Regions from separate parts of the Homo sapiens genome. Here region 2 is linked to region 1. A link is a contact called in ENCODE Hi-C data. All regions are on one chromosome and are shown on one strand. Each heading gives the region's core, a stretch centred on a gene start or an enhancer-like site at or near the end of the contact. The rest is flanking DNA. Distances are from core to core; before and after follow the strand shown. Region 1 has its middle 250 kb from the start of BCL2. Region 2 has its middle 62 kb from the start of ZCCHC2.

What was found. Hi-C counts contacts between places; a loop is a spot of excess contacts on that map. Pooled maps may share reads with other maps.
Region 2: a loop to region 1 is called in a pooled map, with 14 times the contacts of the local background. The contact joins two enhancer-like sites. A Hi-C loop is called at or near these places in 8 of 37 single-sample maps with no recorded cell type and 6 of 50 pooled maps.

The regions. Positions count from the first base shown.
Region 1 is chr18:63,072,294-63,077,153 of GRCh38, forward strand. No RefSeq gene overlaps it. Among named protein-coding and RNA genes, the nearest start is that of BCL2, 250 kb to the right of the region's middle. RefSeq lists an enhancer at 1,436-1,485. Within about 2 kb of position 2,963, at least 25 of the 41 ENCODE cell types and tissues checked have a DNase peak (open chromatin) inside an H3K27ac peak, as active enhancers do.
Region 2 is chr18:62,582,574-62,587,433 of GRCh38, forward strand. It overlaps a transcript of ZCCHC2 not described here. Among named protein-coding and RNA genes, the nearest start is that of ZCCHC2, 62 kb to the left of the region's middle. RefSeq lists enhancers at 1,627-1,686, 3,552-3,731, 3,603-3,897. Within about 2 kb of position 1,923, at least 5 of the 41 ENCODE cell types and tissues checked have a DNase peak (open chromatin) inside an H3K27ac peak, as active enhancers do.

The DNA of each region.
Region 1 (4,860 bases), core at 1,713-4,212:
GGATGTGCTTAATTAGGCTGCAGTCTCTTTGAGAGACTACAATTTATTTATTTCCTGTATACATAGACCAGGCATTCATAAATATGGTCACTTTTTAATAGAAATATTTTATATTTTGGGAACATCTTCCTATACATTTTATTTACTCACAGGACAAAAGTAATGTTCTCCTTTAAATAGAAGCTTTTTGGGGACCTGTAATTGTTAATTTGTAAACCTTTACTTACTTGCTAGAAAGTATGGGACAGGGTCAGAAAGAAACTGGAAAGTGCCGCCTGTAATCCCAGCACTTTGGGAGACCAAGGCAGGCGGATCACTTGAGGTTAGAGGTTCGAGACGAGCCTGGCCAACTGGTGAAACCCCATCTCTTCTAAAAATACAAAAAAAAATTAGCCAGGCGTGGTGGCGGGCACCTGTAATCCCAGTTACTTCGGAAGCTGAGCCAGGAGAATCGCTTGAACCCAGGAGGCGGAGGTTGCAGTGAGCCGAGATAGCGCCATTGCACTCCAGCCTGGGCAACAAGAGTGAAACTCCATCACAAAAACAAACAAACAAACAAAAAAAGAAATTGGAGAGTGCCAAGTATAACTATCAGTTGTGGTTCAATCAGAATGCAAATAAGTATCTTTGGGTAAGTAAAAGGAAAACGATACTTTGATTTACCCAACACTTCGATTTCAAAAATACATTGACTCATTAACAAACAATTTTAGAGAGGCTTAAATACTAGTGAATATGTTATTTTAAGTCAGTAATATATATATATATATATATATATATATATTTTTTTTTTTTTTTTTTTTTTTTTTTTTTTTTGAGACGGAGTCTCGCTCTGTTGCCCAGGCCGGACTGCGGACTGCAATGGCGCAATCTCGGCTCACTGCAAGCTCCGCTTCCTGGGTTCACGCCATTCTCCTGCCTCAGCCTCCCGAGTAGCTGGGACTACAGGCGCCCGCCACCGCACCCGGCTAATTTTTTGTATTTTTAGTAGAGACGGGGTTTCACCTTGTTAGCCAGGATGGTCTCGATCTCCTGACCTCGTGATCCACCCGCCTCGGCCTCCCAAAGTGCTGGGATTACAGGCGTGAGCCACCGCGCCCGGCCGTCAGTAATATATTAAGAGATGTCATGAGTCTATAAATGTAGCAATTGCACATGGCTGGCATAGAAATCTCAACTTCAATATGTGATGTTCAAAGTCCAATTTAAAGGGATTTTAATAATTAGCCATAACTAATAACTAAGGTAAGGTTTGTTGTATCTTGAATCTTAAATGGTTGCCATGTGTCTGTTTATTAAAAATAGAGTTTCCTTTTTTTCTTTCTTCATTCACCTTAAGTAAAAGTCTATTATAGCAAAAATGCAACAGTGGCATCCTGTGGCTTGGCCTGTGAATGACAGGTGCGTGTCACAGTTGTGATCTTGGAGGCTTGGTGTCATGGCTACACAGAGGTACAGGATCATTGTGAAGAACATGGCATGTTAGAAGGAAAAGCTCCATTACTTTATTTAAGACGTAAAATTATTATAAATGACTCATTATGATCTTTTATCTTTATTTCATGGGAGTAAATTGCATGCATAATTAAAAATTGAGTTGAGAATAAAGCCACAGAAATGTACTTGTTTTTTCAAAAGCTTATTTTTCCGGACTCTATGATGAAGTTTCCCTCTGTCATTTTTACACATAGAATATACCATTATTTCCTCTCATGTAATTCTTCTGTAAGTGTAGGAAATGGAGTGAAAGAATCCATATTAAACCATTAATAACTGTAAATACTTTATCTCTCCACCCCCCCAGAAATAAATACAACTAAATCTCGGAAGCCTTTTGATTGTGATGCTTGGCTGCTGAGCCCTCTACGCTGGAAAGGCAGCACTATCATATTTAGCAGTGCGTGCTTCCAGCTTCAAACTTTAAAAAATAGTTTAAAAACATCTTCAGGGGCCGGGCGCGGTGGCTCACACCTGTAATCCCAGCACTTTGGGAGGCCGAGGTGGGCGGATCACGAGGTCAGGAGATCGAGACCATCCTGGCTAACATGGTGAAACCCCGTCTCTACTAAAAATACAAAAAATTAGCCGGGCGTGGTGGCGGGCGCCTGTAGTCCCAGCTACTCGGGAGGCTGAGGCAGGAGAATGGCGTGAACCCGGGAGGCGGAGCTTGCAGTGAGCGGAGATCGCGCCACTGCATTCCAGCCTGGGCGACAGAGCGAGACTCCGTCTCAAAAAAAAAAAAAAAAAAAAAAAAAAAAAAAAAAACTTCATAAACAACATACAGTTATACTTTTTCTTATTTAAAATGTTTACATAAGTAGAATTATGATATTCACATTCCATGAAGTTTTGCACTGAAGATGTGGTTGAGGTCTCACGTACGCTTATCTTGTGTGAAGGAATGTATGGAATATGAATGCCATAATTTTACTTATGTAAATTGTAAAAATAAGAACAAATATATATAATAAAGACCTTTGGATTTCTGCTTCTGAGGACTTCCTGTTCTCCTTCCCTCCACTTTCCTATGGGCGTGCTTCTGTTCTTTATTTATCCGAGTTTTCTCCATTAAAGATAAATTCTCTGATAAGATAAATACAGTATATATCTTTATTAATTCCTTTGTTATAGATCCTGCAAATACCTTCTCGAGGCCTGTTTTTTCCTCTCTAACGTTGATGGGGTATGTTTTGTTATAAAGATGTTTTCTGTTCTGCAGGGTTGCGTGTCAGTTACAGTTGTCATTTGTAAGCAGTAGAATCCGGTCTGACCAGTTTAAGCAGAAAAGAACTTAGGAGAGACAGAAGGGAGTTCACACAACGTTTGGGACAGATGGGAAAAGAGGCCTGAGACAATGAAAGGGACACTCCCAGAACCAACTGACCCTTTCCGGAATCTGCTGCCCACCCCGGGACCACACCGCCTTTGCCCAGAATGCGCCACTGAAATGACAGCGGCTCCCGGAGACGCGCAGCCAGCCAGCTCCCTCCCGCGGCCCGAGGCCCCCGTGTCTGATTGGCAGGCCTGGTCACGTGCCCGCATTTTGGCTGGGAAAGAGTCAGGGAAGGCACCGATTCAGATTCTCCCTTGGGGAAACAACTAAAATGCACGCAAGGTGGCCTAAAAAGCTTGGCAGATTCACTTTGGGCCATAAAGATATTCTTCAAACTTAAAAATAAAAAAATAAAAATAAAAGAAACTAAACTAAAAAATATCTTCATGAACAACATACAGTTATGCTTTGTCTTATTTAAAAATTTTCCATACATAGAATTATGATATTCACATTCGATGAAATTTTGCATTCAAGATGTGGTTGAGGTCTCACGTCTCAGTAGTGTTTAGTTGCGATTTTTCGTGCTGAGGTCTTTAATTCTTCTGGAATTAATTTTTGTATAATTAGTGTAGGAGTCTTTTATATGAAAAGCCAATGCTTCCATCATCAATGATGGCACAAGCTCATCTTTCCCTGCTGATCTCTAGTGCCACCGCTATCATATTCCACATCCCACGTAGCCCCTACATGTGAATCCTGCATGAACATGGATTTGCACCAGGCTCTCTATTCTGTCCGCTGCCTCTTCCTCTGCTCAGACAACTATATTTTAATTTCTGTGACTGTCTAGAATGTTTCAGAATCCGCAGGCCAACTGCTCCTGCCCACCCATTGTTCTTATTTTTCGAAATTATCTTGGCAATGATAATTCACTTTTCCATATGAATTTTAGAATCACGTTACAAATGAACAGAAAAGTTCTGCTGAGATTTTATTTGGAATTTACTTAAATTTATAGATAATTTGGGCAGAATTGACATGTTTATGCTTTTGAGACCTCTTACCCATTATTCAGATCTTCTTTTATATCCTTTAATAAAACTATAATTTTTTCCCATAAAGCTCTTAAAAATGGTACGTAATGTATATTCTTTAGGTCCTTTATAGTTTTGCTGCTATTGTGAGCTGGCTTTTTTTTTTTCCAATTTTTTCCCATTTGTTATTGTTCACATTCAAAAGTTATTGAATTTTGCATGTTGATCTTGTAATCAGTAGCCTTGCTGAATCCTTTTTTAGTTCTAAAAGATTTTCTGTTGATATCTATGCATTTTCTTTGTTCTTTCTTTCTTATTTTATTTTATTTATTTATTTTTTTGAGACAGAGTTTTGCTCTTGTTGCTCAGGCTGGAGTGCAATGGTTCGATCTTGGCTCACTGCAACCTCTGCCTCCCAGTTCAAGTGATTCTCCTGCCTCAGCCTCCTGAGTAGCTGGGGTTACAGACACGTGCCACCACACCTGGCTAATTTTTTTGTATTTTTAGTAGAGATGGGGTTTCACCATGTTGGTCAGGCTGGTCTCAAACTCCCGACCTCAGGTGATCCACCTGCCTCGCCCTCTCAAAATGCTGGGATTACAGTCATAAGTCTCCGTGCGCCACCCATCTATGCATTTTCTATGCCTAAAAATAATAAATTTTCACTTCCTTTCCAAACCTTATGCATTTTATTTATTTGTTGCTTACTGCATTCGCTAGTATTTTCTGTGTAAAGTTGACTGGGGTGGTGATGGCTGCCCTGCTTGCCTTTTCTTGGTTTTAATAGGGATAATCCAGAAAGATGTGATATGATTGCTTTAGGTTTTTGATAAAAACCCTTCATCAAATTAAGGAAGTTCTCTTCCATTTCTAGCTTCCTAAGAGTTTTTCTTTTAGATAAGAGAAGGTGTTGAATTTATAGAATAAAATGTGTCATTTTATTTCTTTTTGATCTATAAATGTTGTAAAGTTCTCCTGATGGATATTTCTGACATTCTTACCTTCCTGGGAAACATCAAAATTAGTTGTGATCGTTAAAAAAAAAATACT
Region 2 (4,860 bases), core at 673-3,172, 490 kb before region 1:
GAGGCTGAGGTAGGAGAACCGCTTGAACCTGGGAGGCGGAGGTTGCAGTGAGTTGCAGTCACACCACTGCACTACAGCCTGGGTGACAGTGAGACTTCATCTCAAATAAATAAATAATGGCTCTGAAGGTTAAATAATCTATGGGAAAGGTCCAACATAATGAAATAGCACTGAGAAGCCACTCAAATTCTAGTTGAATTCAATTTTGATGAACAGGGAGATTGTAATACTATTTTAAGAGACAGGGCCAGGCACAGTGGCTCACACCTGTAATCCCAACACTTTGGGAGGCCAAGGCCTTGGGCAGATCACTTGAGCCCAAGAATTCAAGACCAGCCTGGGCAACATGACGAAACCCCATCTCTACAAAAAATACAAAAATTAGCTGGTCCTGGTGGTCTATGCCTGTAGTCCCAGCTACTCAGGAGGCTGAGGCAGGAAGATCGCTTGAGCCCAGCAGGCAGAGGCTTCAGTGAGCCCAGATCATGCCACTGCACTCCAGCCTAGGTGACAGAGTGAGACCGTGTCTTTTTTTTTTAATAAAAGGGAAGATGTGGACGAGAACAGGTTTGGGTAGGAGTGATGGCAGTGATTCTTTGGATGGTGAGGAACCTAGCAAACATAGCTCTTCATTAGACTAAGATTAGTTAATTTTGCTCTATGCACTGATGAACGATATAGAAGCTATTCCTTACCCTCGCAGATTAAACCTAGTTGGAAAGCTTGCCAGTTAATGGTATGTATGGACTGTACAGACATGCCGAGTCATAACGGTCATGATTATTCAGTACCAAAGTAAAAGTTTATGGCAAGGCAAATCTACATTTAATTTTTTATGTAAGCACTAAGAATCAAATTTTTCTGAAAAGGTTCCAAAGAGATGAGAAAGCACGGTGTAAAATACCTGTTTTCTTAACAGCACCTAGTACTTAACAGCACCATCCATTTGAGCTTGGAAGACATCTTTTTCACTTCTCCATACTGATTGCAAAAGCATTCTAAGGTTAAGGCAGTGAAACCATATGGAGGCAAGCTGTGACAATAGTTCCACCCCATGACACTCCCATAATCTTAAAAGAATAAAAAAATACTGACCCCCCCCTCCACCCAACCCCACCCCACCAAGAGGGAGGGCTCATTGATTTCCAGAGCAGTGAGTTTCGAGGTGTGAGATATGAAGAAATGGGGTCCCTGCCTGGAAACGTAGTCACGACATCTCTACATCTTCTTCTCTTTAGGGGAGGAGACCAGCTGTTAAAGGATGAGGGGCTCTGGGGTCCCAGGGCTGAGAGGCAGGTGTCAGCTCGGGGTGGAGGGAATGTTTTAACTGGAGTGCCCTCGCCCCTTCAGATGACCCTGTGCAGAGAGAGGACAGGCCAGGGCGGACAACCTTGTCTTTCCCTGGATGCTCATTAACGTATTGGCTTGCTCAGGTTGGATTCCTAGGGTCAGAATAACATCATATTTGATGTTACCGCTGCTTACAGATACAGCTGTTGTGCTTGTCCATGCAAAATTTCCCTAATTCCTAAACGCTGTCCTCTGTTGAAAAATGTAAGCCCCCTGAATTGGAACATGGGTACACATCACCTGAGTTCTGTGTGTGTATGCAAATGTTTATCAATTGTGGAAGCTTTGGAATTGGGGGTGGTTTGGGGCTTCCTCTTGTCTGTTCTGTAATGGGGGCACATCACACGTGTGGGGACCGGAGACCCTTCACGCAGTCACCTCCGCCTGCAGAGAATGCGGGCCTTGGTCACCAGAAGCTCTCAATCCCATGATCCGGTTTTGCTCTCTGAAATTTGGCGGTGGGAGTTGTGGTGAGGTGGGGGGTTGGGTGGTTCTTCATTGTTTTTCTTTTTCCTCTTGCAGTTCCAATTTGAGCCGCTGTGAAAAAGGCCTCCACCAGCCTCTCACCAGAAGAGATTGCTCATTGGAACGCAATGCCACCTGGTGGGGGACGAGGACAGTGCGAGCAAGCAGATGTTATTTCCTACTGACCTAATTTAGAGAACATTAAACGTAAGAGAGGGAACATTTGGGGTTGGAAGCCTGTGCCCAAAACCTTAAAGAGTGCAGGCAGCTGGCCATAAAAGCAGCTTGAGCAAACCCCTCATTCAGCCGTTGAAATGTGTGTGTGAACACTTTAAAGGTTTCCTCTGTGCTTTTCCTGCGTGCATTTGGTCATCACAGCTGTGAAGTGGGGTGGGAATGTTTCCCCTCGTTTTCTAGGAGAGAAATTTTGGGTTCAGTGAGACGAAGTGCTGCAGACAGGCCCATGGTGATGCTCAGGCCTCTGCTTGAAGTTGGTGCTCACTTCCTGGCACCACTTCCTGCCCCCACCAGTGCTTCTGGCAGAGCCCAGGGCAGTGGCTTTATGGAACTGTGTAAGGTGATAGGAACCCACAGGTGGAATGGCCGTGTGGCCTCTGGACTGAGGAGGGCTGGACCAGGTTGTGGGCACGCCTGGAACACACGCCACATCCTATCCCATAGCGAGGCCTCTTCCTTGTGGCTCTCGAAGGATTTGAGGACGCGGGAGGGTGAAATGTTTCCAGAGAAATATCCAGGACTTTTAGAACTAGGCTTTCAAAAGCATTTACCTGTCAGATAAATTCAAGTGGCATCAATGCAGATTTTAAATGTGTACAGATATCTCCACTCGCACGCTGAGTTGTGCTTCACACAAGTTTTGCGCACGGAGTATTCCATTAAATCTACTGAAGCAGTGGGGCAAGGAGAAAGGAGAGGTGACTGCTGATGTTTTTAAAGCTCTGACAGTCACATATAGATTGTCCCAGGTACCCCTGCTGCCCCCAAGACACTCCAAAGGCAAAGATGGATGGTGACAAAGTAACCTTCATGCAGAAACAAGAACAGTCACCCCCAACAACAAGCCCTGCTGAAGGTGAAGAATGCCACCAGGCTGCCTGGCAGTTACTGAGTGCTTATTCCTGCTAGCCTATTGGAGTCACGTCATATTTGTTACATGGTAACTTAATTGTGCCTTCCACGCCTTCACAAAATCAGTTGTACAAGAGAAGGCACCCACCACAGTCCATGTGACCTTTCTCGGTCTGATTTACATAGTGGGGATGATGACACTCGCGTTGTAGAGTAGTTGCACGATTAAACCTGGCACACAGACATAAAGCACTCAATGTCTGACACATAGTGGACTCTCAAGAAGTTTGTCATGCAGGGGACACTTGAATGCCCAGTATGGGCCAGACAGCATCAGCTCATTTCAGTCCCACAGCCCTGTGAGGGAGGAACTCTGCCCTGTTTTACAGTTAGGGAAATTGAGGCACAAAGGCTAAGAAGTCGATATCCAAGGGCACAGAATGATTGGGTGACGGTGAGCCCAGGCAGTGTGACAACAAGGTTGCTGCCCCACGCCACCTCTGTCTTTCGTGGGTATGTCGGTGTGAGGTGTAGGCAGCCCTGCACTGGCATTCAGCAGGCGGGACTCCCGGGCAGGCTCTTCTGCGAACACTCATGGGCCACCAGCCCTTTCTGGAACTTGCCTTTTTTTTTTTTTTTTACCTGAAAGCTACGTGAATCGTTGGTAAATTGGTGTAAAAATGGAACTGAGTCATCTCAAAAGTTCCTTTCAGTTCTAAAATTCTGTGAATTGAAGCCTACTTTTTCACTTTAAATGATTTATTGGGTTTACAGTTCTTTACGCTTTCTGATTGAACTGATTTGAAGTTCTTATTTCGTGTGTTGGGGAACACACCCCCAACCCGTCACAGCGTGGCCGTGGGTGGGAGATGGACGTTAGGCTGGCCAGTCACTAGGGGGCAGCATCAGCACGGGTCTGGCTGTCCCTGGCCTTAGGGAGCAGTTTCTGCCCCTCCTGCCCCGTCAGAAAGTCTCGGACTCCTCTCTGCTTGCATGTGTAAAGTTTTCATTTTCAGGGGCCTTTTAGTCAAAAAAAATAAAGCTGTATGACTTAGTGCTGAAGGATATGAATTAGGCGTAGCTCTTGGGTTGGCAGCATAAACCAAGGGGCATCAACCCACCACCGACAAGCTAAGAATGGTTTTTACATCTTTAAATGGTTGAAAAAGGAAAAAGAATGTTTAGTGACACGTGAAAAATACATGAAATTCAAACTTCAGTGTCTACAAATAAAGTGCATTAGCACACGGTCGTCTTGCTTCTCTATGTGTTGTCTGTGGGTGCTTTGTCTTATCCCAGCAAAGTGGAATAACTGGGATGGAGACGCTATGGCCCTCGAAGCCTAAAATATTTACCGTCTGTCCCTTACAGGAAAAGCTTGCCATAATCAGCCTCATCTGAAGAAAGATGCACTTCGCATTATCTTGAAGGTCCTGATTTTCTGGGAGGAGGGACTCGTGCCCTCCTTTTCGGGCTCTGCTTTCTTGGCACAGTCAGTAGTTTCTGGCGCTTAAGAAGGCACAGACGCTAAGTGGGTGCAGTGAGCCCAGGCAGTGCGCGGCACTGAGCGGTTAGGAAGTTGCTGGTTCTTATGCACAGTCATTCAGCAAACCTTGGCTGGGAGCTCAGCCTAGCGAGGGGCATCCTAGCACCAAAGATCAGAAAGAATGGGGAGGGGAATGAGGGAAGGACTTTCAAAGGGCGTGTTTTAGTTGAGCCAAGAAGGAAGAAGTGAGCTTTTCCTTAGTGAAGAGGTGAGAGATGGCAAAGGAAACAGCATCGCCCAAGGTGCTTCTGGGAAGAGTAGCTAATGGAGAGTGCGCTGGGTGGGGGAATGAAAGACTCCAGGTCCTGCTGCAGGAGCTGGGAGGCGGGGTGGTCCAGAGACAGGCAGGGGCAGGCAGGGGCTGCAGGCACCTGCTTCACCGCGGGAGGGAGCCAGGAGAAGTGGGTCCC